Linked DNA regions of Mus musculus: region 2 is linked to region 1. A link is a loop called in an ENCODE intact Hi-C map of the cell type or tissue named here. Cell type or tissue: left cerebral cortex. All regions are shown on one strand. Each heading gives the region's core, and the rest is flanking DNA. Links, peaks and the distances in the headings are about the cores only. Region 1 holds the start of Gm40121 (a long non-coding RNA gene). Region 2 holds the start of Gstm4 (glutathione S-transferase, mu 4).

Region 1 (15,783 bases), core at 3,549-11,548:
TTCCATTATTTCTCATGTCTACTAAGAGACAAGACTATGGTTCTTTTCATGTTCTTCTGGATGTTAGGATGTTTTACAGAGTTGCTTATGATAATCTGTATCACTAATTATCTTAGCCTTCAAAGTTAACAATACTTTCCCATTATTTCTTAAGTTTTATCTTCTCAGTAGTTGGCATTTATGACTCTCTACAAGTCACAACAAATGCTCACTGAAAAGAGGGGACAGGGCCAGCAAGATGCTCAGCAGCAGGTAAAGACATTTGCTGCCAAGCCTGACAACCTGAGTTTGATCGGATTAGACTCATGGAAATTATACTGACTCCTCTGTGCACACATGTCCTCCCTCCATAAATTAATATATGAAAATATTTTAAGGAGGGAGTAAAATATACTTTAAAAAATTACTGTTACTATCTTAAGTTCCAAATATCTCTGGCATCACCTGTTCCAAACAACAGACATTTATTAGGCAAATGCAGAAACTGAGGCACAAGAGTTATTCACTTAGGGGGATACCAATTAATAGTTGGCTTTCTGACTGCCAAATATTCAAGTCTTAAATCAAACCAACAAGCCCTGTAATATATAGTACTGGAGTAGACATCCAATATAAAACTGGCTATCATTTTAGTTAGAGAATAAGATATGCTTTTGCTTGAATGGGCATATAATATACTGTACCTCAAACAAAGCAAACAATAATTAAAAACTGGCAAGACAAGCATACTAGAAGCTGACTTGATGGAGAAGCTTTAAAGTCACCTATGGCCCCAGGAATGCCCTCAATTCCAGCGAGAGCTCAGTAATGGGAATGATCCAAAGATTACCTGGTCTACAGTCGAGCTGGGATCCTTTGGGATGACGGACTACATCATTTTAAAGAGACCTTTTCCTCACACTATTCAGTACCATGCCACCTGCACCCTCACCTTTTCTATACTTCATCACATTATCACCACATGGAAGAGGCTCAACAGTGACCTAAGTCAGAATATCGAGGAACTGAAATCCTGAGAGGGAATAAAAAACCAAAACCAGAGTACCCAGAATTTACTACATGACCTTGACTAGTCCTTAACTGGTCCATTAACTAAGTAAATGCTTCTTATCATCATCATTAAGGGAAGGTAATTAGTCATCATAATACATCTTAATACAAGTACAACGTACATACCACACAATAAAGCTCAAAGAACAAGATGAATAACATGAGGACACATACATTAGCAAATGGAAATTTACAACAGGGTCTTCCCACACGCCTGGCAGGACTTGCTTATTTTAGTTAATGGAATATGAGTCTCTAAAGTCATTAGCACTTGGCTTCACAATAATACTCATTTGTGATATTCCTTTCAGACAGAGGAAAAGGGATATTTACTGCTGTTGGCATTCAGCATCTCAGTTACTGGTTAGCCAGATTGCCAATTAATAATTGAGTACTACATTCAAGGGACAAAACTAGGCTCCATAACTAGGCTCCATAGATACAATGGTAACCAAGAGTCCTGGCCTCCAGGAGTTTACAATGTATAATACAGATTTTGGCTTATCAATATTGACTTGCAAGAATATAGTTACACTGAAAGAAAAAAATAAGGAACAATAAAAATGACTAAGACTCTCTGGAGTACCTAGACAAAAGAAGGTGGGCTTATGACAAGAGATAAGAGTCAGGGGGTTAGTCTATCAGTGTTTCCAATTCTCCACTTAACTCATCTGAGGTACTGCACGTATGCATTTTGCTTGTAAGAACTCTAACTTTGTATTCAAATAGTGCAGATTGCAAAAGGTCACTTCTCTAACAAAGCAGTTGGGGAATGAGAGCACTAAAAATGAGGTCAACTGGATCCCTTAGGATGGAGGGACCTTCTATAAACCTTTCAAAGGTGTTATTGGTGACATTCTCAATTTTGTGAGAAAACAGAGCTAAAGCACACAGCAATGACTTTTTTTTTTTTCCCCAAGACCAGTCAATTAGTTTCCTGGAGGAAAATAAATAAAGCCCTCTCAGGCACTGAGAGCAGCTTAACTAGTTCCAGTACAGGAGCCTTGGGGATTAACTGCTCTGCAAACCTTGCTCAGCTGAATCTATATCATCCTTGAACCCTACAAATACTGTAGGCAGGATTGATTGTGAAGAGACTTTATACAAGAGGAAACTATTTCAGAAAGGTCACCTCCTTGTTCCACTGCTAATTGGGTACCAGGTTAGAGGAAGGGTCAGCAAAGGTTCGACAGAAAGCACTGGAGACCCCGACCCTACCACTGAGAGAGCTAGTTAGACTCAGCCCTCCATAGATCACCTTTTCCAAGAGCCATAGAAGGATGTCCTTTGAGCTCAACCCCCAGCACAATAGGCTGAACTTGTAAGTGCAGTAAAGAATGAGCAATCATTTCTTCCCACCCACCTCCCCAACCCACCCAAGCTCCTTTCTGGAGGGATGTCTAAGTGATCTATTCACATGACTGCGATCAACCTGCATCCATGACAGTGTCTACTGTCACCAACCTCTAAATTTTCCTTTCTCACATACTTCCTAGCAGGTGGAAGACTGCACGGCGATTACCATTTTGCCTTTCCATCTCTTGTTGCTTTTAGAACCGTCAGCTGCATAAACCAGTTCATACGATTCTTTCCTCTTGCCTCTAAGCGATCACGCAGTTGTTGGTCGAACGGCCAATTCTCCCCCAAGAAGATGCTTTGAAAAAGAGCTGCCTGATTTCCCCCACTCACCTGAGGGGAAATTTCCTGCACAACCTCATCCCCTGGACAGGTCACAGGGGTCAGCTGAGTCGCTCACCCCCTCCCAATCTCGTCTTCAAGGCCCTCCATCCAGGAAAAGTCAGTCGCGAATTTAAGGCCTGGCCCTGTCGGGCTTCAGTAAGATCCAGGAGGACTCCGGCCGAGGGACAAAGAAAAGCGAGGTCAGAGCGGCCTCTTTGGCTCCAGCTAGGCCCATCGCCGCTCACCGGCCACCCACTACATCGTGTCAATGGTCCTGAGCACCCCAAACCCTAGCCCTAAGTCCCGAACTACCCGAGTCCGGGCCCGGGGCTTGCTCGCGCCCCTTCCTCGAGGGCCCTCGCCGCCACCCAGAGCCCCGCACCTTCTTGGGAGCCTTGGTGACCGTGGCCATGAAGGAGTACTTCTCGGCGTCCTCGATCTCCTTGGCCTGTTTCAGCTCCTCCCCGACACCGGGCAGCGGCATCGCGTCAGGCATCGACATCCCCCGGCCGGCCCGGCCCGCGGCTAACCCGCCGCCCCCGCCTCTTTCCCTCACGGGCGCCCGCCCGTCCGCGCGGCGCCCTCGGCCACGCGCTCGCCCGCCTTCCCGCCAGGCCCCGCGCCGAGCTGCTTGGGCTTCCGAAGGGCTGGGACCCGCGCGCGCGCGCCTCGTCGGCTCCGAGACCGGAGCCTGCCGGACAGCGACGGCGGCCACAGAACCAGAAGCAACAGCACGCAGCTCCGACCTGCCCGCGCAGCCACCTCCGCCACACGCAAGCACGCACGCAAAGTAAGGGTAGAGGGCGGAGACGCCACGTCAAGTACTGGCAGCCCCAAGGAGAGGGGGGCGGAAAGAGGCGGGGACAAATGGCGCGCTCTGGTGACGTCAACATGCTGGGCCGGGCCGCAGGAATCGCCCCTCCTTTCCTGCGCCTCGGTGATGAACGTCCCAGGGTGAGTAGTTGAACCTTGTCTGCCGCCAGGTGGTGCCATCAGCCCTATTGAGCCGAGTGTGACTCCTATAAAGATGCCACAAGACTAAGGGTCTTTGGACTACCAACTCCCCAGGAAACCTCAGCATGGGGAGGTGGCAGAGCATCGGGGATCGGGAAGATGGCATATCAAGAGCGATGCTTGGGAGCATAAACCAGAGTCCCACCGGACACATTTTACCCGGCCCTTTTTGGGAAAATTCAGTGTTAGAGACAGCCTACTCCCGGCCCACACCCTGGGCCCTTTGGGCCAGAAGTCCATTTCCAGGGGACAGTGTTTGCTTTTTTACTTCACAGGGGTGCAGAACAAGCTGAGAGCAGTCTGGTTTCTACACAACCCTTTATGACCTCCATCACCATCTCCTCCTGGGCCTTGTCTGTTTACAAGACCTTCAGGCTGCAGTGCTGATGTGAAGAGGTCATTAAGATAAGGTTGATGGGTTGGTCAGAGGGCAGAGAACAGGGCAGATTGAGAAAAAGTCCCAGCCAAATGGGTTCTCCTGCTCCATGCTCTCTAGGCAGTAGGCTCTCCCTGCCAGCTCCACTCTCAGTGAGTGTAGTGCAGAACGTTCAGTTTGGACTCGCACAGTTTCTGGATTCTACTGTGTACAGCCCCCGTATAAAGGCCCTGGGATGGTAGAGGTGCATGTGGCATATTTATGTTTTCCAAGAACCCATCCATTTGGGAAGGGAAAGCCTATTCGTAAGCTGGGGTCAACTGCGGTATCTTATCCTTTGAGAGTCATTCAAATGACATTGGCTCCAATTCCTATGTCCTGTGGAAAGTACAATGTTGTCCCCAGGATTTCTGTGAATTACTGAGGGGACTTAGGTTTTCATGGTCATCTCTGGCTCTAGTTTGCTGCCTCATCTGAAACATTACTCACTATTCCAGTCTTACAACTGTTTCTTTAGCTCTTGTAGTCACATCAGCCCCTTTCTCTTTCCAACTCTTACTCCTAAACCACAAAAAATGAGGCTATAACATGTAGCAGAACTTTTAATGAAGGTTTGTTGGTCAAAGGGGAGAGGTTACATCACATAGCAAACAGTCTACAATTACATTTCTGAAATGTTCCAAAAAGAGATTTCAGCCATCTATCTCACCATTGGGATTTCTCAATGACCACAATCTCCCTCAAAGCTCTCTAGTATACTCCGCATCTAGCTGTTTCCTGTGGCTCCTTTTTCATTCCTTTGCTTCACTCTTCTCTCTTGGGTGGACTCTGAGAAGCCAGATTCTTCCCCACTATGCTGAGAATAAGTCCTCCTGAGAGCCTTTCCACTAAATCCTCTCTAAGCTCATTCTTTTATATCCAGCACCTCACTGGGTTCTGGGTTGTTTGTGAGAGGGTCTCACTATGTAACCCAGGCTGGCTTTGATCTCTTATCCTGTGCCACCATTCCTGACCTTACCAGGTTTTAAAGACTCAACTTTATCAAGAAAAAAGGTGGTCTTAAAAGACACCAGCCCTACCCCAATACTGATTTGTGCTCAAGGTTGGGGAAGGTGTGAAATAGTTATTTCTGGACCCACTGAATTCTTCCTATAAGAAGCCTGTGGATGTTTGAAGAGGGCTGTTGAAGTACCTAGAAGGATTGCTATGTCTTAAAATGTTAGTGTTCTCTCATGTGCTCACTGTTCAGAGCAGTCAGACTTCTCTCCTTGGGAATTCTATGGCCACAGAGGGCAGAGAGATGAAACCAGAGTAGTAAGCACATCCACACAGGGCCAGGCGGCCACTCTCTCCTTAGAGCTGGGGCCTGCAACCACAACTGGCCCACTCGGGAGCTTTCATCTTTTTTATTTTGTCCACACTGTTATTGGAGCCCCATAGATTCAATTCACCTGAGTCTTTAGAAATCAGCTAAGAAACTCTAAGTCTCCTGAATTAAAAAAAAATATATGTGTCTTGAGACAAATTATTTTTAACAAGCTCTAGTGTATCTATATTTTGGATTTGACTTTTTTAAAGCAGTTTTTCTTCAGGTGCTTTGTACTTTCTCTGGGCATTTTAGCTTCGCTGTGAGCTTCCTGGAGATTGAAGAGTACATCTCTCATACTCCTTCAGAGTCAGGAGACAGAGGATTGTCCACAGGACCAGACCTAGAGGGAATACAACTTTATTGAGTGGCTTAGGTCGAGATGGAGACCAGCAAGTGACTCCACTTACCAGTGTGCCTTATTGGACAGGAGGCTGGTGGTTTGCTCTTGCAGGAGATGGACAAGGATGCTTAATCTAAAGGTGGAAAAGGCACCCCTGTGATACTAGAGAGGCAATAGGAACCAGTCCAAGGTCATAGCATTGTTGAAAAACAGCCACTGTAGAAGGCCCTGGTGGCCACCATGCTCCCCAGGTAGAGGCTGGAAATCAAAGTGCTTACCCAGCCAGGGAGTGTGACAGCATACCATCCATGAGAAACACTGTATGCTGCCTACCTCATGCCCAATCCCAAGACAGCCTCACGTGGTTCAACTGGAAACTGCCACTTCTGGATGCCAAGAAATGGCTTGTTTTTGCCTGTTCCCTCACCTGACACTACCTCTACCAGCAAGCAAGCTAATTCCTCAGGACACCACAAAGGCATCCAGACTAGAGACCCATCCCTGGGCCAGTGTTTGTGAAGAGGAGGGATCTAAGGGTAATGCTACTTGTTGTATGTGGTGGTAGAAAGTTTTCCAAAGGTCTGGAGATCAAAGAGAATCCTGCCCGAGAAAGGAGTGGTGGAAGGACAAAGGTGAATGAGAAGATCACATGACTAAAAGTGTAATAGTGTTGCAGTGTCTCACATGGGATTGTTATGATTAGTCAAATATACTTAGTCTACCCCAAAATTAATCGTATTCTTTATTTATAAAACAAAGTCATATACAGTGCGTGATGATCTGGCCAATGCTAGGTACTATACACCAGTGGTCCATGGGAGTATTATGGAGTCACATATGGGAGCACACACTTGTCATCCAAATAGTCAGGAGACTGAGACAGGAGGATTGCCAAGACTTCAAGACCAGTCTGAGCTACAGTGTGAGTCTGAGGCTAGCCTGGGATATGTAGTGAGACCTTGTCTCAACAAAGACAACACCACCAAAACTTTCCTGGTTAGATTTATGTCAAGTTGATACAAGCTGGAGCTATCTGGGCGTGGAATCTCAACTAAGCAAATGCCTCTATCAGACTGTCTGTCATATGTCTGTGGGAGCATTTTCTTGACTGATGGTGAGCAAGTAATGGGGAACAAACCAGGAAGCAGCACTCCATAGCCTGTGCTTAAGTTCCTGCCCCTGGGTTGCTTTATAATGGTTTACATGATCTTCTGCCTTGAGCTGCTTTATAATGGGCTGCGATCAGGACATGTAAGCTGAAATCCTTTCCTCTAAAAATTACCTTTTGGTCATGTTCTTTATTACAATAGAAAGAAAACCGAGACTAAAATCAAAAACAAAGATTTTAAAACAAAATATTCCTACAATCCCGTGACAAAGCTATTGTAGTGTTTTAGCACTACACATTCCTCATTTTCATGGTGGTAACTATATAAGCCTACCTTTTGATATGTTTAAGTTTTTACCATTGTACTACAACCACCTGCAGTATATGCTGTATATCCAGATGCAATGGGTGTAGTATATACATTGTATACCAGGTTATATGACCTATGAATACACAAAGGTATACTGTATGGTGTTCACAGTGTTGAACCTGCCCGGTGATACAGTTCTCTGTAACCCTAGGTTTACTAGGGTTAAGTTTCATCACTGCACTGAATGCTTGAGATATACTAGGAACAGTGCTAGATGTGGCTTGAGAGACTAATAAGATGGAGACACTGGCTTCTAGCTGGGTACAGGTTCTGTAGGTCTCAGCAGATGAACAAAAGGGACTTCACAGACCGAGATGCTACATGTGCTGTCTTGATAGTAAACAGTTGGCTAAGGTTGAGAACAGAATCCAGGAAAGGCAGACAATCAAGACAGCTTGGTGTGCCCTGGGAGCTGTCACTATTTTAGTGTGTTTAGGGAATGGAGGTACAGTAGAACAGAGTAAAGGCTGAAGCTAGAGACAGATGGAATACAGCCTGTTGCAACATGGTGGGTAGTGCTGGCAATCACCAATTTGGAAAACAAAGGAGAAAAAGCAATCCTTCATAGAGAGGCTGATGAGATATGGGATCAGCTTGAAACATGTTGAGTTTAATGTGTTTGCAGAGAGCGCTGTTCCTGAGTCTTAGGGAAGCCTTGTTTGTGCCTCTGTACTCCCATCTAGCCTGCCATCTTACCTAAGAAATATTATACTTGTTCTGTAGGCCTTTTCCCTCTTGTCAACAAGCCTCACTTTATGGACCTGTGGTGGTTTGAATATGCTTGGCCCATAGGGGGTGGTACTGTTAGGAAGTATGGTCTTGTTGGAGGCAGTGTGCCAATGTGGTGGTGAATTTGAAGCCCCACCCACTGCAGAAGAATCAGTCTTTCCCTGGATACAGTAGAACTCTCAGTTCCTCCTACACCTTGTCTGCCTAGACACTGCCATGCTTCCTGCCTTCATGATAATGGACTGAACCTCTGAACCTGTAAAGCAGCCCCAATTAAATGTTGTCCTTATAGGAATTGCCTTGGTCATGGAGTAAAACCCTAAGACAGCGCCCCATAATTGTAGTGATGTGAGCTGTGGGCAGTGCTAGAAAGAGGAAAGCCCTCATCCCCTTCCTGCCCTGGTTGTTGCACGGCTCTTAGAGGCACCATTGACATGTTTTTTGATGTGCTGGGTCCCCTTGGAGCATCACTCCAGATCACCCAGGGCAGGGCCATAGAAGAACCCTGCTTCCTGTTTCACATTGTGCTCTCGGAAGAGCCCCTTATGCTGGTTCTTCCATTTCAGCAGCTCTAGCAAGAGTTCTTCCTCCTTCACGCCTCGCTCTGCTTATTAAGATGATCACATTTGCCTATGTGTTAGGAAATTGTTATTGCTAGTTATTATTTGAACATTATAGGGAAAACTTACAAAGAGAAAATCTTTCATCCACACTTCTCAGTTCATTCTGCTTCGTATTAATTTGTAGATGCTCATTGGCACACCTGTGTTTGGTAAGTGCCTGCCATTGTGGGTTCTGCTCTGTTCAAATTACAGTATTTCAAAAACATGTTTCCTTGCACAGAGATGCTTTACATTCTTAGTTTTGTTTGTGTTGCTCAGACATTTCATCATTCACCTTAAGAGTTTAACTGTTTTGTTTTGTTTTGTTTTGTTTCTGTTATTGGGCATTTGGAGTCATTTCCAACTCACTGCAATTGGATTTCCTATTTGGGAGTGAGGAGTAGGAGTGGGTGTGATTTGCTTTCAAGCAAAACAGACTAAGTTGGGTCACAGCACAGAGAAATGGAACAAAATGTAAATGGCAGAGAGCCTTGTTCCTGCCAATAGTGATAGTTTATCTGAAGGTATTGGATTAAGGACCTCTCTGCCTTAGGGCATCTGGGATTCTGTGCTGAGGACTTGAGAACTTCTGATGTCTGCCTGACTGTGTGTGTGTGTGTGTGTGTGTGTGTGTGTGTGTGTGTGTGTGTGTGTGACTCTGTGTGTGAGTGTGTGTGTGTGTGTGTGTGTACTAGGGTTGTGGTTGGGTGGCGATGTGGGCTCAGATCTTGACTATGCTCCCAACTCGGCTACCCGGATCTTAGATCTTTCTGGATCTCTTTCCTCATGCAAAACAAGATATAGCTCTCCATCGAGGGCTTTGATGACTTAATTCAATCACATAACAAATACAAGGGAGCTTGGAGAAAGTTACAAAAAGTAATATGTTCAAACATAAGTTACTAAGATGTAAGTCCCAGAAAAGCAACTGGAGGTTTTAAAGGAGCTGTTGTTGAGAATTTGGAATTCTGTCTGTGCCTTGCCTTCCAGAATTATAAGAATACCCTGAGGCTGGAACTGATCATCCAGGCTTAGGCAAAGCACTTGTTTGCAAGTGAATCTTGCTTTTCTGATAGGGAAGACTGAAACTGCCTGAGCCATTGGTAATTGTCACTTCTCTGCTTCAGGTTGGGTCTTGACTGGGTACAGGTCCTGTAGCCCCTGGAAACATCCTTAAATGATGGATTGGAGCAAAGATACTGATGAACTTCCTCAATTTCTGAAATTGCCACCTTTTAAAGTTAAGGCTGAAAAGGCAGCCAAGGTTTGTAAACACTGGCTGTGGAACAGTTTTGGTAGTTTGTTATGCTTCTTTGTGTATTTTTTTCTGTACGCCCCCCTCTGTGTTGAGAAGTTTACTATAATAGCAGAAATTGTGAAATTGCACTTGGACTTTAGCTTCTGCCTGGTAAATCTCTCTAATAATTCTTGACTTAGGACAGAAGATGTGTTGGGGGTCCCATAGAAAATAAACCAGCCATAGTCCTCATGGGACTTTGGTCAGCACTTTGTTCGAAAATCTGAGTCCCCTAATATATTTTCAGAGAGGTCAGATTCTCTTGTCTCTCCTGCCCCATGCTAAGTAAGAACTATTTTTCAGGAGTCTGGGTCATTTTCAAAGGTGGGAAGGGAACAGGAGTCTAACTCTTGAATTCAGGGATGCTTGCCCACCCTTGAAGCTCTTGTGAGTTTTTCAGAAGCTTCTGATTTTCCACCCAGAATATATCCTCTCCCAGGATCATAGTGAGCAGGCTAGCAGGGTGAGAGTGCCGTCTTGCCAGGGTCAGAGGCTGTCTGTGCCTTCCACAGTCCTGAGTCCTTCACCCTCTACCTGTTACCTTTCCTAAAAGGAAAGTAGTCCTGCGGTGGGAATAGAGAATGGTTGGCTAGACTAGCTAGCTACCCTGATGAGGAGACTCCAGAACATGTATGGTGGGGCTAAATGGGAAGGCTTGCTTGACTAGAAAGGCTTAGAGGTTGGATGGAATAGGGTAGGCAGAAGCTGCAATTTTCCACAGCTCAAGCAAACAGGGTCTTTTCTACCTGCAAGGTTCCACCCACCATGTGGCTGGTTTCTTGGGGCCAGAGGAGAGAGTGGTTGTCTGCTGGTAGTGTGGAGTCCGCTGCTGCTGGGTGGGAGTCAGCCTTCCTTACCCTCTCTGGTGTGCAGGGCGGGCCCCATTGCATCACCCTTGGAGTCTCTGCTCCTGGCTTTGCAGCCAGCTAGGCCCCTAGAGGAGGGACTCTCCCTGTTTTTCAACAAACCATTAACCATTTCACCCTCCTAACTCTCATTATGCCAGTCTGGATTTCCAAGGTTAGCCTTCACACCTCTCTGCCCTGGTAGGGATAATCCTCTTCATGGCCACAATGACAAAAGGCTCTGCCTGTGCGGCTTTTGAGCAGTTGCAGGCTCCATCATACCAATGCAACCCTGGTCTCTTCCCTGGGAGAAGAGTTAACCTCCCTCATCCCCACCCTCATCATTTGTCCCATTCTGCAGTGGTGAGAACAGAGCTCCCGGGCCTCCAGAATGAGCTCATGCCACTTCCACACTCCAGCGTCCCGACAAAGGGTCAACAACGTTTTGGGCTAAGAGCAAGTACATAGCTCAATCCAGAGACCAGGAGCTTGGACATTGGCCTTTTCCCAAAATTCCTCTAACCATTTTCTGCAGGCCTACTTAGGCCTTTGCCTTATTTGTAGGGCCACAGGGAAAGAATGGGTGAAGTGAGGTCCCTTGAAGGCCCAGGATCAACTTATGAAGACACAGTGTCCTCTTGTTCCTGTAGGGCCTAGACAAGGAGGTATGAGTTGTGGGCAGGCACTGAAGCCCAGGCCACACTCATGTTCAGAAGTCTTATCTCCTAGTCCCAGCATTCCTTTCATTGCCCCACCTACTCCGAGGCTTGAAATAGTCTGGAATTGCATCCAAGCCTAAATCTAGGTCCCAATTTTAGTTCTCCATTTGGCTGATAGTAACTCTCAGAATATTGAGCTGAGTCCTGGAGGGGGTGCACAGATAATAAAGCACAGCCTCTGCCTTCAGGGAGCTTGCAAAATGTTTCCAGAGGACACTCACTGATCGCAGATGCCTGTTGAAGAAGAAAGAAAAATGGATTCCATGAGAGAAATAGAGGTAGCCTTGTGAAAGGGAGTTGTTTTGTTGAATCTTAAAGAGTGAGTTGGACTTGAAAATGCAGTGAGGTATATTCATACTGGATGGAAGGAATAGCAACAGTGGAAATGTAGAGGTGACCAAGTTATGCTTTGTTCAGGAACAGGTCAACAACATCTGGTTTGACTGAAACACATAGGAACTGCTTCTATCTTCTGTGGACATGTGTCTGTCTAGATTTTACGTAGACTGAGTACTATCATGTGGTAAATATTTTTGGTTGTCAGAACTTTACAGATGGAAAAAATTGAAGGTTAGGAGGGTGAAGAAACATTCTCTGAGCTATAAAGCACATTTGAAAAGGAGCGAGGGCCAGACACAGAATATCCAGCTGTTTCTGCCTTAACCCAGTTCAGGTTCCTTGGTCCAGGGGCTTAAGCCATATGGTTGACAGACCCAAAAGGCCTTGCCACTCCTTAGGGGACAAGAAGACATCAAGTGTGAACCATCAAGGACCATAGATGACCATCACGTCAGTGTTTATTACAGCATGGCATATGGAAGGGAATAACTTTGTGACAGTTGGCAGGAAAGAAATTATCATATTCTTTATTTTCTTGAAATTTATTTAAATCTGATTCCAAACCCATTTCACAGTTATTTAGTTGTTATTTAGTTAGCTAGAGGTCTAATATTAGTAAGGGGTCTTCCTCGTGACTCATTTGATTTTTCTAAATGTAAACTAAAGCAGAAATCCTAAGCAGGTGAATTAAAATAGAACTGGACAGCTGGTCCAGTTTGGAGGCGCTCAGGCAGTTAATGGCTGCTCCATGGCTACCTATGGGATGCTGGTCATCTCCTGTCTATGGGCATGGCTTGTGGCTCTCGCTGCCCTCTGGGATCATCAGCTGATGTTGGTCCATGAGGGCAATGACAACAGGAATGACTACCGAAGTTCTGAAGCCCAGTGAGCACTTAGAATCAATGATCATACCTGGACCAACTGCAGGGAGTTAGATCAACTTTACTTGAAGTGATTCAAGGCTTATGTAATTTGAGGGGACTGGAGGTATGAACATCTAGGATAGGCAGAGGTCATGGGCTGAAGGTTTAGGGTACCAAAATGCCTCATTAGCATGGGGAAGCATTGCAGAAATCTGAGGTGCTAGCTGAACAGGTTCTTATCAGGAAAAAGGAAGTTGATCCTGTACTCTAAGGCTATGTGACATTCTGCAGGTAGAGATTTTTTAATTCCCTAGACAAGATCAGAGAAGCAGAAACCCTGCCAATGAAGAGAATCCTCCATATTTCGACAAGCCCCAGAAGACAATCCAGACTTCAACCTTAATGAGCAGTGTTCCCACACCCACTCATCATGCATTCCCCTGCCCCAGTGGCCAGCCACTGAGAAATCTTCCTTTCAGTTCCTCACAGCCATCTGCATACCAGCTTTTGCCAACCTCTGGAAGGGGAAGGGAACCCATCTGAGTCTCAGTGTCTGACATCTGTGGTCACTGCCCTACGTAAACCAACTTCCTAACTAAAAGGCTACCTCTCAACCTCTTTGACCTACCAGACTTGAAGTCCTGGCCACTCTCCTGGGAGGATGTGGGGGAATACTTAACATTCCTTTCTGAAGAGTCCACGGCCAAGAAAACTAGATATAGCTGATTTCTCAATCAGGCTTTTCTACTGCAATAAGTGTGTAATTAATCATCCCTCTTACACTCCCAAAAGCAGAAGAAAAATTCAAGTGACTAAAAATTTGGGACAGCCATACAAAAGGCAACAGTAATTAATGACATGTGTGATAATTTTACTACCTGAAAATGTTTATCTGTTAAAAAAGCATCACAGTGTAGCTTACTTTGTGAGTAAACATAAAATTGCATGTTTATATAGAAAAAAAGCAAGAGCTTATCGCCTCTGGTGAGATTACAGCTCATACGGTTCCTTATTTTTGCTTTTATCTATATGTTAAAAATTTCCACAGTGAGTGTGCATTGACTGCTTGGTAAATAAAAAGCTCCACATGAACTTTAGCTTATTTTTGTATCTCTCATCTTACTGAATATACAGTGCTGCTCTCTAATGGGGCAAGCGAACAACTAACTTTCTGCCCAAGCCTTCCTTGTGGAGGTTGCCTCTTTTTCTGCCTTCCTTAACCAGAAGGGCCAATCATAGGCCAGGCTGTTCCTGGTTACTCAGTTCCTATGGGTTTTTGTTGTGGTGGTGGTTGTAGTGGGTTTTTTTTGTTTGTTTGTTTGTTTGTTTAGGCTTTTGTTGTTGTTGTTGTTGTTGTTGTTGTTGTTATTGTTTTTGTGAGGCAGGTTTTCAAATGAGGCCTCTTACTATAGTTTAGGCTTGCCTTAAGCTCATGGCAATCCTCCTGCTTCCACCTTTCAAGTATTGGGAATATTAGCATATGCCACATGCCAGGATGCATTTTGTATTTTTCTGGGGAAAAAGGAAGCAGCCATGCCTGGAACTCCTCACAGTTGTGAGCTGCTCAGTAGCCTTGACTGCCCTGATTTGTAGATTTTGGCATGGGTGTGGCAGCAAAACAGAAGAAAAACAGATCGAGTCGATAATGAAGCTGTAGGAAAATGTAAGCATGTGTTGCATCAATCTCTGAAACACTAGTCATCTGGGAAGACTATTTTCATAATCAGCAAAAAAGACAAAAGTCTGTTTCCCCTGAGATTGTATGACTCCTTCTTCTGTCTGATTCAGAAGTGCATCATAAAGCCATAGCCAGTTTACAGACCAGCAGCTGTGACCAACTCCAGATCCGGGAAACATCTTCGAGGTGTTGGCAGAATACCTGTCATCAATCATGTTTTTATACACCAGCAATTGAAGTTAGAGAGTGAAAGTAATCCCACTTCAAATAGCAAATAATGCATTATTTCTAGATAGAGCTCCTGGAACAAGTCCAGGAACTATATGCTGAAAACTATAAAACATTGAAAAAAATCATGAAGGTCTAAAATATCATATTGGAGATTTGGAGACTCAATAGATTGCTCTCCAAATTGATAACTAAATGTGACATTGTTGTCTATTGCTGTGAAGACATGTCATGAACAAGGCAGCTCTTTTTTTTTTTTTTTTTTTTTTTTTTTGGTTTTTGGTTTTTGGAGATAGGGTTTTGCTGTGTAGCCCTGGCTGTCCTGGAACTCACTCTGTGGACCATGCTGGCCTCGAACTCAGAAATCTGCCTGCCTCTGCCTCCCAAGTGCTAGGATTAAAGGCGTGCACCATCAGTGCCCAGCAAGGCAGCTCTTATAAAATAAAGCATTTAGCTGGTAGCTGGCTTACAGTTTCAGAGGTTTAGTCCATTATTATCATGGTGTGGAGCATGGCCATACATAAGGCACTTGATGGGAAGCTGAGAGCTACAGGCCTCAGGAAGAGAGAAAACCAGACCTGGCTTGGACTTCAGAAACCTGAAAGCCCATCTCCAGTGATATACTTCCTCCAATAAGGCCGCACCTACTCTAACAAGGCCACACTTTCTAGTCCTTTTCAGATGCTGCCACTTCCTAATGACTAGACATTCAAATATGTGAGCCTATGGGGGCCATTCTTACTCAAACCACTACCGTGGTTTCATTCAAAACCCTTCTAAAATGTATGCAGATGCACAGTAGATTGAGAATAGCTATTTTCTGTCTGTCTTGATGCCGACCCCACACCCAAGTCTACCAACCAGACCAAAGATAAGAGCACTGCTTTTTCAGAGGATCTGAGTTTGGTTCCCAGCATCCATATGGCAGCTTACAACCACTTGTAACTTCAATTCTAGGGATTTTAAACCCTCCTCTGGCCTACACATGTGCACATAAATGCACATAGGCACACACACATACAAATAGATACATCTTTTTATAAAAAGAATATGTAAAGAATTCTCAAAATCAGATAAGATAGCAAACAATCCCGTCAAAACTGATTCAGTAAGCAGACAGCTTACTAAAGAGTATATGAACAACAAAGATATTCACGGTCATTAGTCATGAGGAAA
Region 2 (15,783 bases), core at 2,982-10,981, 340 kb after region 1:
GAATCTCCTAATGTTCACTCTAGGTGTAATTTTAAATCACTTCAGGAGAATATCATGCAGATGACAGACTGGATCTGACAAAATTCACCAACTCCTGTCCCCAATTGGATGTGAGCCATTCTGCAGGGAATAATCTAGGATTATGCAGGATTTAGACACTGTTCTGCCAACTCATAGTGTTTGTCATGATTCCATGGGCTTAGTGACTGGCTGTTCACTTTGGGGAAATGCCTATGCAAGTCAAGTCTTAAGTCATTTTTGGAGATTGATTGATTGATTGATTGATTTATGTATTTGGTTTTCCAAGACAAAGTTTCTCTGTATAGCCCTGACTGTCTGGAATTCACTTTGTAGACCAGGCTAGCCTCGAACTCAGAAATCCGCCTGCCTCTGCCTCCTGAGTTCTGGGATTAAGTGTGTGCCACCATGCCCGGCTGGAGATGTATTTCTGGCTATAGTTTTTGAACAAAATCTTTACTAAATTAGCAACCGAACACACAGAGACACACCTTCACACAATGTACCCCAACAGGTAAGACATAAAAATATTGAAATTAGCCTTATTTTAATTTTTAATTATTTTTTATTTTTCAGATTATAATATACTTGCATCATTTTCTCCTTCCCTTTCCTCCCTCCAGACCCTTCCATATACCTTTTTTCATTAATTGTTGCACATATAAATTCTATGTTGCATATATATGTGTATATATATATATATATGTATATATATTATATATTCCAAATACACAAATACAACTTAGTCTACATGTCAGTTGTATGTATGTTTTCAAGGCTGATCATTGGTATTGGGTAACTAGAGAGTTCTTCCCTGGAGAAGACTATGTCTGCCGCTCTCAGCATTCCTTAGTCACCTGTAGTTCTTTGTCTAGAGTTGGGGCCCCATGAGCTTTCCCACCGCCCACTTTATGTCTCTGTTGGTGTTGTCCTTGTTCAGTTCATGTTTAGGCAGCCAGGATGGTGAGACTTCATGAGACTTCTGACATTCCTACAGACACAGTCTCACAGCAAACTCCTTGGTCCTTTGGCCCTTAGCAGTCTTTCACCCACTCTTCTGGAGTGATCGCTGAGCCTTAGGTAGGAGTTGAGCTGAAGATGCTATCAGCTGGGACTAGGCTCCATAGCTATGCCATTTGGTTGGTTATGGTTTTCTGTAATGCTCTCCATCTACACTGATCTGTAGCTACAAGGACAAGTTGTTGGAATATATTTCAGGATTAGGCTGGTTTAGCAAAGTGGTAGCTGTATGCTCTCCTCTAAGATCTATGGCTTCACTAGCCCTGGGCAGTTGGCTAGGTGCCCTATTCCTGGCAGGTTTTTCCTCTTGTTCAGCAAGCCTTAAGTCCAACTCAGGAGCTTGGTCACCATCAAAGTAAGGGTTATTGTGACATGCTGGTCATTGCTGTGGTTCATAGGCATGATAGTTGAGAAGGGTTATAGGTTGCCTCCCTCCTTTGGCACCATGAATGTTAGTCCCCCAGGAGAAGGGTTTCAAGTCAGATCCAGCTTAGGAGCCTCTGGGCCCTGTCTGAAGCACACAGTGTCTTCAGCAATACAGGCTTGACTCCCACTTCTCGGAGGTAGCAATAGCCTGGAACGTTCTGGGAGTCTTTTGGACAACCCTGACCAACAACTCAAAAGAGGATTGTTCATGATTGGTGTGGTTTTTGTTCAATGGCCTTTGACTCTTGGTGGCAGCATCGTTTACCCAAAGCAACTGTATCTTAAATCTGAGTGGGAGAGGCTCAGAGAGGGTGTGGAGAAGCACCAGGCCCAGTACAGATCCTGACAAAGGCTTTGATTTGGGGATCTCAAGACAAAGGTGGCCATCTGAAGTATCAAAGTGGAACACATACAAAAGAATCCTAGTCAGAGTGACTGGATACTTCTCAGCAGAAACACTGCATTTCTGAAAGGGGCGAGGCCATCTGAAATGGAAAGTTCACTCTACAGTTCTATACCTATCCAAAGTATTGCTGACATCAATGGTAGGAAAAGACATCTGAAATTACGAAAGCATGAAGAAATTTATTTCACGGGGGCTCACAAAGAGGAGGGATTAACCAAGATGGCCCCCATCCCTGGTGACCAAGACGGGATACTCTGAAGACATCAGAGACAGGATCCTGGAGACATATAGATATAAGGCAGCCATAGCACAGTGGGCAGAGAGGATCCTGGCTTTCTGCTGGGGACTCCTATCAGCCTGGATCCTCACCACTGAGACCTGCATGACAAATCTCAGTGCTGCTAGCATAAAGGAGATCTAAGCTCCCTTTGAGCTCCACAGAGCCTTCTGCAGCTGCCTCCTGAGAAACAAACAGGTGGGGCTAGGAAGGGCCAAACCCCTGCCTATCCAACTAAAATCCCTGTGAACTCAGCCTCTGCCCGGGTCACTAGGCAGCCACTGGAGATAGTAGTAAAAGCTGGTAGTGCGGCAGCCAGAGCCAGTGTGGTTCAGGCTTTACAGGAGGGACCCAAAAGAGCTGTGCAGAGACCAAATTCACACACCAGCCGTCTCTGGTCTCCAGACAAGCATGGGGAGCCCCAGGCTGAGTGCTGATGGAGAGTCCCAACTCTTCACAACAGCACAGCTGCTGGCAGGCAAGACCATCAAGTGGGCGCGGGACACAGTCATGCTAGAAGGGCATTTTGCTAAAGGAAAACTAGGAGCCTAGGCTTTAGAGGGTTTGAAAGGGCAGGGACTGGATGAAAGAAAAGAGGACCTTTGACACTCTGGGGTCAGGAAGGGGATGGACAGAAAGCAGCACTAGGGCTACAGGAAGTTCAACTGTTCCCAGAACCCCCGGTTCCCACTTCCTGCCCAGTCAAGGCTCTACTTATTGCCCCAAGTGGCCACCTTTGTATATAGGGGTGTTCGGAGGAAGCGGCTGGTCTTCATGTAAGCAGAGATCCTCTTCAGTACCTGAGAGTTAAAGAAAAACAGAAAACCAAACACTAAGATTTGCTCAGGGCCAGAGAGGTTAAACAGCTTCCTCCTGCCCACACTGCTATTACATGGCACCCATCTGGGATTAGCCTGGCCTCTGTCTCTCAGATTTTGTACTCTCTTGGCCCACTCCCTTCCTGACCTCCCCATGCTCCTCTTGCACACATCTTGCCTGGGTTTGCACACTGACTATGAATCTGTCTAGCAGGACAAAGAGGCATGTTTTGAAGATAACCCCTATGTCATCCAGTGACTCTGCAAAACCAGGGTCAAAGTTTATAGATACAGATAGATCAGAAAAGAAAAGCCAGGCTCACTGTAATCATTCCCTAAGGAGAAAGCCACACTTCTGAACCTGGTACTGAGCTTCATCCAATCCCGTCTCCAGCCTCGATACAGGCATGGACAAGGTGCACTGGCATTTACATACGCTGTTGGCCTTCTAGCAGGAGCGTGAGCCCCTAGAATATCTCTAAAGACATCAATGAGGTCCAGAGCTGCCTGTATCCAAGGGAAGTCAAGGGAGACCCTGGCACAGCTCTGCTAGTGCTGAAGCCCTGAGCAAGTATAACTCCACAGTTTCACATTTGCTTAGCCAAGCAATGGGACTGATAGTCCCCTCCACCACGGAGGAACGCTGATCACTATAAGCCTGATCAACAGATGTAGGGTGCTCGGCACTGACACTGGCAGAAAGCAATTGCTCAATTCCTGATTCTTATCCTCAGCCCAAGAAAACATCAAGGCAAAGTTGACAGCCAAGGGGAAGAAGGACCAGGGCATCACCTCAAAGCGGGCCACAAAGTCCTTCAGGTTTGGGAAGGCGTCCAGGCACGTGGGTTCGAATATAAGGTGCAGGTCCAGGATATCGTAAGCCAGGAAATCTACAAAAGTAATCTGCAAAGGGCCACGAATGAGAGATGGCATGGAATTCTGTCCCCGAGAAGAATGACAATGCTCAACTTTTCCCCCTTTACCTTTTCACCAACAAACCATGTCCGCTGGCCCAGGAACTGTGAGAAGAGCTTCACCATTCCAGGGAGCTGCTCCAAGTATTCCACCTTCAGTTTCTCCTGAGGCAGAAAACAGCTGTCACCATGTAAGTTCCTGAAGAAGGACTGGCCCTTCAGTATCATGCACGGCCCTAAATAGCCAGAGGTGGGCAGCCGTCTCCACTAAGATGGAGACTCAGTCACAGTCCAGGTCTCGATTTAACATATGAGCACTTACTTACTAGACGCCTCGGTAGCCCACCCCACCCTTCAAATGCAGTGGAAGACCAGGGAAGAATAAGACTGCCCACAGTGGGGCATCATCATTCTTGATGCCTACATGGCTGGGTACCCTGCGCACCTGGCAGGTACCAATGCCAGGCAGCATCAAAGAATCAAGAACTAAAATACTCAGAGGAGATGAGAGTCCACACAATGGGTCCAGAAGAATGAAATATACTTGAGTTTTCCCCATAAATTGAGGAGAATCTGAAGCAAAAAAGGAGAGAAAATCCTTCAGGCTGACCCTGTGCTACCTAAGGAATATGCTGACTCCAGGGGGTGTGAACAGAAGCACTCTGAGAGGCTGGAAAGGGTTCTGTGACAGTCCCTCATCTTGGACTTCATTTTCTAATCCATGGGATATTCCTGTATTTCGTGACCAGCAAAGATATGAACTAGCTGGCAGAGGACACAGGTAGAAAACACTTGGAAAACACAACTCCACTATCTAGGAACTTAATGTCCACTCTGGGAAGTCTGGACTGCACCCTAAAATAGGTGGGGCCTAAGTAAGAGCATTCATTTGATAGTTCAGTGTCATGGGGACAGCTGATGACAACACATGAAACATCCTGGAGGGTAAGAGGCTAAGAAATTCAAAAGGTAAATAAGATCTGTGCAGATTGGGAACCTGAGGGAGCTGACTCCTGACCCAAACGCTGCCTGGTCCAGCCCAGGGAGGGAGTGAGATGAGACTCACAAAGTCTGGGCTGTAACAGACTCGAGCCAGCTGATTGGAGACATCCATAGCCTGGTTCTCCAAAATGTCCACGCGAATCTTCTCTTCCTCTGTCTCCCCACCTGCAGCACACACAGCACAGACGCATCTTCAACACCTCACACCAGCCAAGCCAAGGGGGTTGTCCCCCACCCCACCCTGCTGACGCCCCACTCACACAGGTTGTGCTTGCGGGCAATGTAGCGCAGGATGGCATTGCTCTGCGTGATCTTGTGTGACCCATCAATCAAGTAAGGCAACTGCTTGGACAATAAAGGATGGTCAGACAGGATGTGAGGTCCCAGCCTTCCTTCTCTGGATTAGGACTGACATGTGGCCTGCCGTTCATCATGGCTAGCATGGGAAGCCCTCTACGAACACACTGCACACTGAATGGAAAAGCTAGGACACAGCCCATCTCAGAAACGCCACCAGGAACGGAAGCAAGTGAACAGAAGGAAGCATTGACTCCAAGCCCCTCTTCCAGGTGAGGAGGTGAGATGACTTCCCCAAACCTCCCCGTCCCCAAACCTCCCCGTCCCCCTCTACCTACATTGGGAAAGTCCAGGCCCAATTTGAACTTCTCACTCAGCCACTGGCTTCGGTCATAGTCAGGAGCTGTGATTGATGAGATTGCATAAAGAGAAATCAGCCCAGTGTCCAACACACCTATTTCAGGGACCCAACCCCCTAAGACAAGGATCTGTAACCTCACACAGTGAGCCTTTATCCCTGAAAGTTTCAGGAATAAAGAGTGCTTGGAACTGAGGGGCCTACAAAGTTTAGGCAAATCTTGATGAGGAATGTGATCTAATTTCAACAGGAGGGGTATCCACCCCTTCACTTCCAGGAGGAAGGAAGGTCAAGCCCAGCTCTCTGGGGCTTACTGAAAGAGGCAGATTCTAAGTCCATCTGGGGGAGCCCCGTAGTGCGGGAGGCGTGAAATGTAATGTAGGCACCAATTGCTAGGCGCCAATGGACAGGAGACGTCTGACCGACAAATAGCATTACCGTCTCCCATGGTGTATCTCTTCTCTTCATAGCTTGAGCCTGTGTATTCTAGGAGCAGCCGAATAGCGTGAGCTAGCTGAAAAGATAGGAATGGGGGCGGGGGACTTCTGTGTGACTTCACCTCCTCCAAGTGCATATACACGGGCGCACAAACCAGCAAGGACATGTGTGCAAGACCCTGAGCCAGACAAGCAAGGGATTCCTCTCGCCCCACCCCATCCTCACCCCCCAGCTCGCCTTCTCCTAACCCTGCAATCCTTCCCACTCATCAGGTGGTTGCTCACCCCACGGATGTCCCAGTAACCCAGTGTCATAGGCATGATGCTGGTGCCTGAGACTGAGTCCACCGGCCTCCGGTGTGAGCAACTTTGACTTTATCCTAGTGCCCTCGGGTCCCTGGGCGGGGCTGGTGCCCGGCGTGATCCTGCCCCTCCAGACTCTGCCCCGCAACACACACCCTGCTCTACAGCTTTTCCCCTGACAGTCACCTACAGAAGCCAAATTACTGAGCTCCGCCCCCAACAGACCGGAAAGCGTAATAAGCGATCCCGCCTGCAGTTCCGCCCAATCGTCCAGCCCGGTGCGCAGATGCAGAGCTCTAGTAACTCCCTGCCTTTGCCGTACCGCTCTGCCTTCTTACCCTGTTGCCTTCGGTCTGTGGGAGGGTCAGGCCACTAGGAGAGGCCCCAACCCGGAAGTGCTGATTAAGCACTTCAACCCTGCTGTCAAACAAGACAGACTTCTGCGGGGCTCTGCTGATGACAGTGGTCCCCAGGTGATGTTTTTCCGTCTGGCAGAGAACATGTTGTCTTTCTGTTCAGAAGTTCCTCATCTGAATTCAAAGAGATTATTTCTATCACAGATAAACCCCTGACTCAAAAAAAGGGTGGAAAATGGAAAATTTGAAGTTTCATACATGGTCAGGATGTCTGTATTACCCAAGGACAGAGGCAGCTTTCTCTATTGAGTGACCGTCTTAGTGTGTACTTACACAGACCTAAGACTTCTGAAATGTCCGAGGGTACACAGGGTCAGCATGTGACAACTCAGGATTAGTTTATAGCAAATGCAATCAAGAGAGAGATGTCTGAGTTCTCAATAGCTGCTGTTCATAGCAAGGCACACTGTTTCTTCACACAACATTGGTTGTCGTATGTGTCCAAAGACTGTAGTCTGCGGAGGGGGGCTTAGGGAAGTGGGCTCTCATTTTGTACAACAGACATCACACACTCACTGCATTTTGTTATTACATTAAGACTTCTACAAGATCACCAAATAAGAATTTTAAGCTCCATTATAAGTCTTCCTGAGTATATAGGGTCCATCTTTAACTAAAATGTGCTAAAGTGGCAGGTGACCATACTTACAATTCTTACTAATGTTAAGAATGTACTGTGGCAATGCATTGTGACAAAAATAATTCTCACATTCTAAGAGACTGGGACTTTCACTGGACCTCACAGCAAGAGTTAATAATACATCTTGAAGTCCCTTAAGCTTGCTATTCTACTATGTACTCTGTCTGTCTGTTTAGCCTTCCTTTAAGAGAATGATGTAAGAAGAAATACTTGTCTTGGATTTTCCATGTAATAAACTTCTATGACCTAAGATAACACGCAGCTGTAATCTGTTTTTTGGGTTTTTTGGTTGATGATGGTGGTGTTTTGAAGGTTTGGGGGGGTGGGGGGGGCAAGTTTTTGTTTGGTTTTTATTGTTGTTTCTCAGAGACAAGGATGTGTCACTCTCTGCATATCCCCAGATGTCCTAGAACTCACTGTATAGACCAGGCTGGCCTTGAATTCACGGAGATCCACCTGTCTCTGCCTCTGTGTGCTGAAATTAAAGGCGTGTGTCATCACACATGGACCTGTAATCCTTAATTGTGTACTTGTCTTAGTGACTTTTCTACTGCTGTGGCAAAGCATGTGTTTTGCATGTTGGTTTATTGTGTTGCTTAACTTGCCATTTCCCTTGCTTGTCTTCTGACTTCCCTACTCATTATCAAGCATAGAACTATTTCTACATATCTCTCAATGTGTTTGTCTCTTTGATTTTTGGTGTTTGAGATTAGGGGTCTCACTATGTAGCCCAGGCTGCCCTGTAACTCACAGAGTTCCTTCTGCCAATTTTTGCTGTATGTATTTTTGTCCCAGTCCCACTATGGAAGTGATCATTTATAAAAAGGAATCCCGTAACCCTCCTGGGAGTTCTCCCAAATTATCTGTGCTTGCCTCGTTTTGAAAGGGTTATCTAGTTATCCTTGAATAAGCGTGATTTCTTGGCAGATAGTTTTAAATATCTGGAACACTCTAAGGACTAGTTGGAATCAGAGTAAGTTAGTGTACAGGAGAAGGTGTCAGCCTCATGTCACTAGAGACATGGTGGAACTCATATGGCTCCAGACGTGTGAGCATCCTTTGTGTCTCAAGATGAACAAAGTTCTGGGCGTTGGGTTCTTGTTTTTTGTTTCATCTTGTTGCTTAAAACAACAACAACTTATTTTTGACTATTTAATACCTCCGTACAAGATAGACTTATTGAATAGAATTTAAACAGTTCCTGCTAGACAGGTTTAGATAGCCCTGAAGAAAGCAAGAAGCTGTGGCAGCCTGAGTAACCCCAAAATAAATTATAGTTGATTGGCCTTGCTGATAGGCTTGTAGTGACCTCAGGAGGACCCAAAAGTTTTGCAAGACTGGAGACTGGAATCCAGACCATGAGCAAAGGTAACTACCAGAGGGGCCTCTTAAAGGGAAGTTCCCTTCTGACTTTTTTTTTTTTAAAGCAGCTGTGAAATTTTTGTTGTCAGAGTCATGTGAGGGTCATAAGTTAGCAACCTTCAGATCCAGAGCTGCAGCGGTGATCTGGGAGAAGGGCAGGGAAGTATTATAAACTCTTAAGTGACAGGTAGAGAGTACCTGGCATCAGACATAGAAGGATCAAGATGGGAGAAATAACGCTTTTGACTTGAGAGCTTCAAAGTGGAAAGAAGAGAAGGACTAATGGGCAGGAAAGGGCTCTGGATCTGAATGTTAATCTTTACCAGTGTCTGACATGGAAGCTGTCTACCTGTGACTCAGCATCTTCTAGAGGACTCCCAGGGATCTCATTTTAAGATTTCTATGGTTGGCTGGCAAGATGACTCAGCAATTAAGAACACTTAGTGCTCTTGCAGAGGACCTGGGTTTGGTTTCCATCACCTATATCAGGTAGCTCACTACCTCCTGACCCACACCCCTTCTGGATTCCATGAGCACTTGCACACATGCAATACATACATACATACATACATACATACATGGAGAATAATTAATAATTTTTTAAAATTTTCTACTGAGTGGTGGAGGCATGCATGTTTAATCCCAGAACTCAGAAGGCAGAGGCAATCAGATTTGTATGAGTTCGAGGCCAGCCTACCTACAGAATGAGTTCCAAGACAGCCAGAGCTACACAAAGAAACCCTGTCTCAAAAGAAACAAAAACAAACAAAACCATTTCCGATAGAATGGGTGCTCAGTGCTTTGGAGTGAATATGTACTCTTCAAGCTGATCAATACTAACCTTTGGATAAATATTTTAGAGTTTCACAAAACCCTTCTTATGTTGACTAAAGGAAAATTCTTCTCAGGCCTTTAAAAATAGTCTCATGCTATAGACAATAGCTAGGGAGTTTGACATTGAAGCTAGTACCTCTTGATAGCATTGTCGGTGCTAAGTGAATCTCTTACACTCCTTGATTGAAGTTCATCACAATTACATCGCGCCTAAGATTGGAGGTGAAACTTTCAAACACATGGGCCAGCATCTTATTAACTCCTCAGGAGGTCATCCCCAGGCCTGGAAGGGACTGATCTGGTATTCTTTAAAGCCACTGGTAAAGTGTTAAGCTAAGGGAGAAAGGGGGCTTGGTTTGTTTAGTTTTACAATTTTAGTAGCTCTAGTTTTCCCCTGAAAATGAATATATACATATATATATATAGCACAGTTAAAGCAATACAAGAAAGGAAAAGCTTCAATTTGCCCTGCGTGGAGAAGGGAGCTGGGAAGTCATCAGAGCATATTCCACTGTGGGAGGCAGTCCATCCATTTAGAGGTTGGCAAGGTCTCCAAGATCTTGGCTCTGTTCCACATCGCACACTACACTGATTAGCAGCACACAGCTGGCAGGAAGACATAGTTTTCAAACCTCTTTGGTTACATCTGTGAAGTCACAGCACCGATGTTGGTTTATAATTGCTGCTGATTTATGTGCCATGAGACACTTTTGCTCAGCTACCTTTGAAATTACCTTTATAATATGAGCAGACATCCTGACCAGATAATGAGCACTCAAAGCTTCCTGGTTTTCTGCCTTTTTTTTTTTTTTTGAGTCACTTATTTGTAATAATTAGAAGCAATCTCTTCAAGTTCCTCCAAAGCCTGTCTTTTCCAGGTGATTAGAGTCTTGGTTACTGTTGCTGTGTTGAGCACGCTGCTTGCCTAAAGCTCTTCTCTGAAGTTCTAGATCCCATGCTCAACAGATATTTATTTAAATTGTATTAAAGCTAAAAGTTTAATTATTGTTTTATAGGTTTGGGGTTTCTTTTTGGAAGGGGTTGTTTGGTTTGGGGGGGTGTTTGTTATTGTTTTGACTGTGAGTTTTGTTTTAGTCTTGGGTTTGTTTTGTTGAAACAGCATCTCACACTACAGCCCAGACCGTGCTGGAACTCACTATTATGCCCAAGCTGATTTCACACCCCCCCCCCGGGCAATATTTCTGCCTCATGCTCCTGAGAGCTGGGGCACAAGGTGCAAGCACACCACAGGGGGCTTCAGTGTTTCATTTGGATCTGTTACTGCAGTTTTATAATTCTTGCCAAAGCCAGAAACCTCTACATTTCCAATGCATTCAATGTTGACAGAACCTCACAATGATTTTGGATACCAGAAGTGATTTCATTCCAGAGTGGTCTATATTTTAAGGGTGAATTTAGGTCTACGCTAACTTATTTAAAGATTTTTAGAAATATGTGTCTGTGAGCACAACTGCAAGTGGCCCAGGAGGCCAGAAGCATCAGATCTTCTCTGTAGCTGGAGTTACAGGAGGTTGGGAGCCACCCAGTGTGGGTGCTGGGACCCAAACTCAGGTCCTCTGCAAGAGCAGTGCATGCTCTTAACCCCTAAGCCATCTCTCCAGCCTCCGTCATCACATTTTTTAGAAAGATTTATCAGAAGAGGGCATCAGGTCCCATTACAGATGGTCGTGAGTCACCATGCAGTTGGTGGGAATTGAACTCAGGACCTCTGAAAAGAGCAGTCAGTGCTCTTAACCACAGAGCCATCTCTCCAGCCTCTGTCACCACATTTAAAAACATGAGAAAATAAAACCAGGTCAGGACTCTCCAAGCGACTTTATAACAAAAACAGTTAAGAATAAAGGAAGAGCATGGAGAGTTAACAAAACAATGCCGGGAGAAAAAGCTCTAGGAGCCTGGGTGCACAATAACTAAGTCACTTAGCATGCAAAATCCGCATCCTAAATCCACCCCTGTAGCATGCTATGTGCACTGGCTGGTTCTGTGTATCCGCTTGACACAAGCTGGAGCTATCACAGAGAAAGGAGCCTCCCTTGAAGAAATGCCTCCATGAGATCCAGCTGTAAGCGTTTTCTCAATTAGTGATCAAGGGTGGAAGGGCCCAGCCCATTGTGGGTGGTGCCATCCCTAGGCTAAGCAAGCTGAGCAAGCCAAGGGAAGCAAGCCAGTAAGTAGCATCCCTCCATGGCCTCTGCATCAGCTCCTGCTTCCTGACCTGCTTGAGTTCCAGTCCTGACTTCCTTTGGTGATGAACAGCAATATGAAAGTGAAAGCTGAATAAACCCTTTCCTCCCCAACTTGCTTCTTGGTCATGATGTTTGTGCAGGGATAGAAACCCTGACCATGACACTATATTTGTGACAGATTGCAGTCAATTTTCACACATAAACTAAAAACATACATGATATATTAAAGCTTACTTTCTTTGTATTTGAGACAGGGTCTCTGTAGGTAGCCCAGGCTGCCTCACAGTCTCCCTCTTTGTGCCTCTGCCTCTCAAGTGCTAGAATTATACAATGTGCCACCATGCCCTACTAAAAGCTTTGGATAAGTTTTTAAGTACACAGTGTAGTTCTGCAAGCATATTATCCTATAGCGGACACATAGAACATATTTCCCTTGAGTCCCTGAGGTGATGAACCCATTCTTTGCAGTTGGCATTTTCTGCTCCAGTAGCCGCAGGCAGACTCCATTCTCATACTACTCTGACTGTACAAGTTCCCGTTTGTTAAACATCTCCTCTACGCAATTATGCAATATATGTTTCCCTATGAATAGTTCATTTCACTTCCCTGGTTTATCCATGTTGTTGCATGTTGCAGAATTTCTCTCTTCATCAAGGCTACGTAATAGACCACATTTTCTCCATCCATTAACCCACTGATGAGCATTTAAGTGGTTTGCATGCCTTGACCATGGTTTTGTGCAGCAATAAAAAGAAGAATAGCAGTATCTCTTTGAGATCTTGATTTCAATTGGGAGCAGCTTATATCACTGGACATGGAAATATTGGAGTCATGTGATAGTTTCTTTTTTTTTTTTTAAACTACTGCCATACTGTTTTTCATAGGGTTTTTGACACTTTCTATTCTGCTAACAGTATATGAGCATTCTAGTTTCTGCACTTGTTATGGGGAACTGGGGCAGGTAGCTACTCTGGTCAGGTGTAAAATGATAGTTAATTGTGGGTTTGATGTTGAGAGTCTTTTAACACATCTGTTAAACGTTTTCATGTCTTCTTTGGAGAAATGTCTAATTCTGGTCCTTTGCAAAGATGGTTCAACAAATGCAAATCAATCCATTGGACTTGCCATGTTAACAGAAGGAAAGACAAAAACCACATATCATTTAAATAGATACAGAAATGTCATCTTGTGGAATTCAACCACTCTCATGATTAAATAACTCAAAAAATAAATACAGAAGTTTTTGATTATGTTTATACCCACATGTCAACTAGACACGTCCACATAATAAAAAGCTTACATCATAATTGGCTGTAGAAACTGGGAATTTTTCTTCTCAAAGAGCATGCATATCTGTGTTCCATGTGCTTGATGCCCAAGAAGGTCAAGAGGGGGCACTGGATGCCCTGGAGTTACAGGCAGTTCTAAGGTGCCATGTGGGTGCTAGAAATCCAACCTGGCTCCCCTGCAAGAGCAGCCACTGCTCTTAACCACTAACCCATTCCTGCAGCCCCTTACTCAAAGACCACAAACAAAACAAACAATGTTAGTTAGCTCTCACAGTTCCTGCTCAACGCAGCACCAGAGCTGTGGCACAGCAATCAGGCAAGCAAAAGAGATAATGACACCCACAGGGCAAAGAAAAGAAAATGTACCTTGATTTACAAATTTACTCATAGAAAACCTCGGTGTATGCTTCAGTGGTAGAGCACCTTCCTAGCACCTGCAAAGCCCAGAGTTCAATCCCTAGTACCAATAAAAACAAATAATTAAGGACGGGAGAAGTTATTCACTGGTTAAGAGCACATACTAGTCTTACATATAACCCAAGTTTGGTTGCCAGCACCTATACCGGATGGCTCACAAGTGCTTACAATCCCAGCCCTACAAGATCCAATACCCTCTCCTGGCTTCCTGCACTCACATACATATAACCACAGACAAGTGCACATAATTTTTAAATTAGATACTATTTTGAACCAGTTAAAAGCACTGCCCTTCCCAAGAACCCGAGTTCAATTCCCAGCACCCACATCAAGTGACTCACAACCATTTTCTTCTTTCTTTTCAATGTGGCTGCCTTTAAAGTCTGGCCCCAGAGGGATCTGACACCTCTGGCCTCTTAGATACCTGCACTCATGTGCAGACACCCACACAGAGACACAAAGGCATATAATTAACTGTAAGTACCATTTGTGAAAGAGCTAACCTTCCTCATTCCCCGTAAAAAAACGAAGCTGAAACCTTCGACCATCAATAAAAGTCAAGTCACACCGGGTTTGAGGTTGAAATTTGAGACCTGATTCTATAAAACCCTTAGAAGAAAACAATGGTCTAAGCAAGACTTCTTGGAGATGGTACCAGACACACAGACAGCAAAAGTAAAAATAGAGGCCAAGAGGGTGACACCAAGCTACAAAACTTCTACGAGGTACAGGAAGCGACCAACAGAGTAGGGAAAACATCTGTGAATCTCATACCCAATGAGAGGTTGATACCGCAAATAAACCAAGAACACCCACCACTCAGCAGAAAAACATGCTTTAAAGCCTTGAACTATATACATTTAAAATATAATTGATTTATTGGCCATGCTAAATAAAGTAAGTTTTAAAAATCATCAGTTAGTGATAAGTTTTCTAAACAAGCATAAAACCATTCCCCATTCTGCACACATAACTGGGTCTCTCTGTAATTACTGCAATCAGTGCAATTATAACTGTCCAGCCTATTTATTTTCTTTAATTAGAGTAACCAATCTTTTTTTCATTTTCTCTAGACACAAAATAATCCAAGAGGAAAAAAAAAGTTTTCTAAACTTTTGAGCTATTTTTAAATTTTTTAGCTTATTTTGGAGACAGTGTCTTAGTTATTCCAAGCTGCCCTCAAACTTCTTATGTAGCCTGGATGACCTTGAACTCCTGACCCTTCAGACCGAATCTCCTGAATGCTGGGCTCACAGTACTGCACCACAACACTTAGTTTATGTGGTAGTGGGAATCAAACCCAGGGCATGCAGGGCAAACACTCTACCAACTGAACTACATGTCCAACCCCTTTAAATTTATTTTTAACTAATACATAAAAATTACACATATAATAGGTATCACATTATTTTTGATAAGCTTATACATCATGTACTGTTTAAATCATGTTAAATATATTTCACACTTAATTATTTCTTTATAGTTAAAAACATCCGGACCCTTTCCTTCCAGCTTTCTGAAGAACACATGGCATTATTTGTAGTCATCTTCCTGTCCCATAACACACCAAGGGTTTATTTTAACCATAACTTGGTACTTGAGCGATCTTTCTACAAGCATGTGTCTCACGTTACTCAAACCTTCTGTAAAGCTAAAACAAACACACATGTGTTAGCATCTCTAAAAGTTACTGCATTTTAAGAAATAAGGACAGAGTAAAATTTATTAAAATTTTAAAAACAAACTGACAACAACAACAAACAATGGGTTTGGCTTTCCCCACCTCCCCAATTCCTAAAACCTAGTTTCATTTGTCTGGAATCAGGAGGCCCTGTCCAGTTCTGAATGGTGATGGCTTTGCCTTTGACTGACTCACACACAGGCAAGTCACAGACAGCCATTCATTTGACTTGCCCCTCTAGCTCTTCCCACTGAAACTGCCCCTTCTGACACATGTTTCTCCCCAGAGACAGCAAATTCTTGTGTCTACCTAATAACTTGTAATCCTAAAAGGCAGGCTCTTAAATGCTGTAATCTTACCTGTTGAAATCCCAAGAGATTAAAATTTCTAACCTGAAAAAAAAATCACAACCTCAAAAGATTAAAATCCCAGATGCTGAAATCCCGAAAGCTTAAGACAGGCAGCCAGCCAGCCTGAGCGGGGAGAATCAGCGCGGTCTGGGGTTTGTATACTGTTCACATCTTGCTAGGTGGAAAAAAAACCTAAGAATGTGGTGAAGCACTTTCAGGGCTTGCCTAGAAGGTGTTTCCCGAGAAGATTAGTGTGGGAGTTTGAGTGGACTATTCAGGGAAGATAACGCCTCAGTGTGGTACTGTTACCG

The links. Hi-C counts contacts between places; a loop is a spot of excess contacts. Peaks named below come from ENCODE experiments on the same cell type or tissue, not always from the same donor. Only the 100,000 strongest peaks of a DNase experiment are listed, where the experiment ranks them.
Region 2: it touches region 1 in a loop (2.8-fold over the local background); 2 of 42 quality-filtered maps call a loop at or near these places.

The regions. Positions count from the first base shown.
Region 1 is chr3:107,693,046-107,708,828 of GRCm38, forward strand. It overlaps Gm40121 (a long non-coding RNA gene), which reads left to right and starts at 3,180. Exons shown (of 3, transcript XR_003954675.1): 1 at 3,180-3,684. Ahcyl1 (S-adenosylhomocysteine hydrolase-like 1) reads right to left here and starts at 3,515. Exons shown (of 17, transcript NM_145542.4): 1 at 3,113-3,515. The coding sequence starts at 3,232. In left cerebral cortex, for the core only: a CTCF peak has its summit at 3,709 (motif pointing right); DNase peaks (open chromatin) are centred at 3,603, 7,787 and 9,085; H3K4me3 peaks cover 308 bases; H3K27ac peaks cover 388 bases.
Region 2 is chr3:108,038,379-108,054,161 of GRCm38, forward strand. Gstm4 (glutathione S-transferase, mu 4) reads right to left here and starts at 6,478. Exons shown (of 8, transcript NM_026764.3): 1 at 6,259-6,478; 2 at 5,975-6,050; 3 at 5,517-5,581; 4 at 5,142-5,223; 5 at 4,946-5,046; 6 at 3,949-4,044; 7 at 3,758-3,868; 8 at 2,030-2,947. The coding sequence starts at 6,294. The coding sequence ends at 2,858. In left cerebral cortex, for the core only: a CTCF peak has its summit at 6,508; a DNase peak (open chromatin) is centred at 6,535; H3K4me3 peaks cover 1,226 bases; H3K27ac peaks cover 1,028 bases.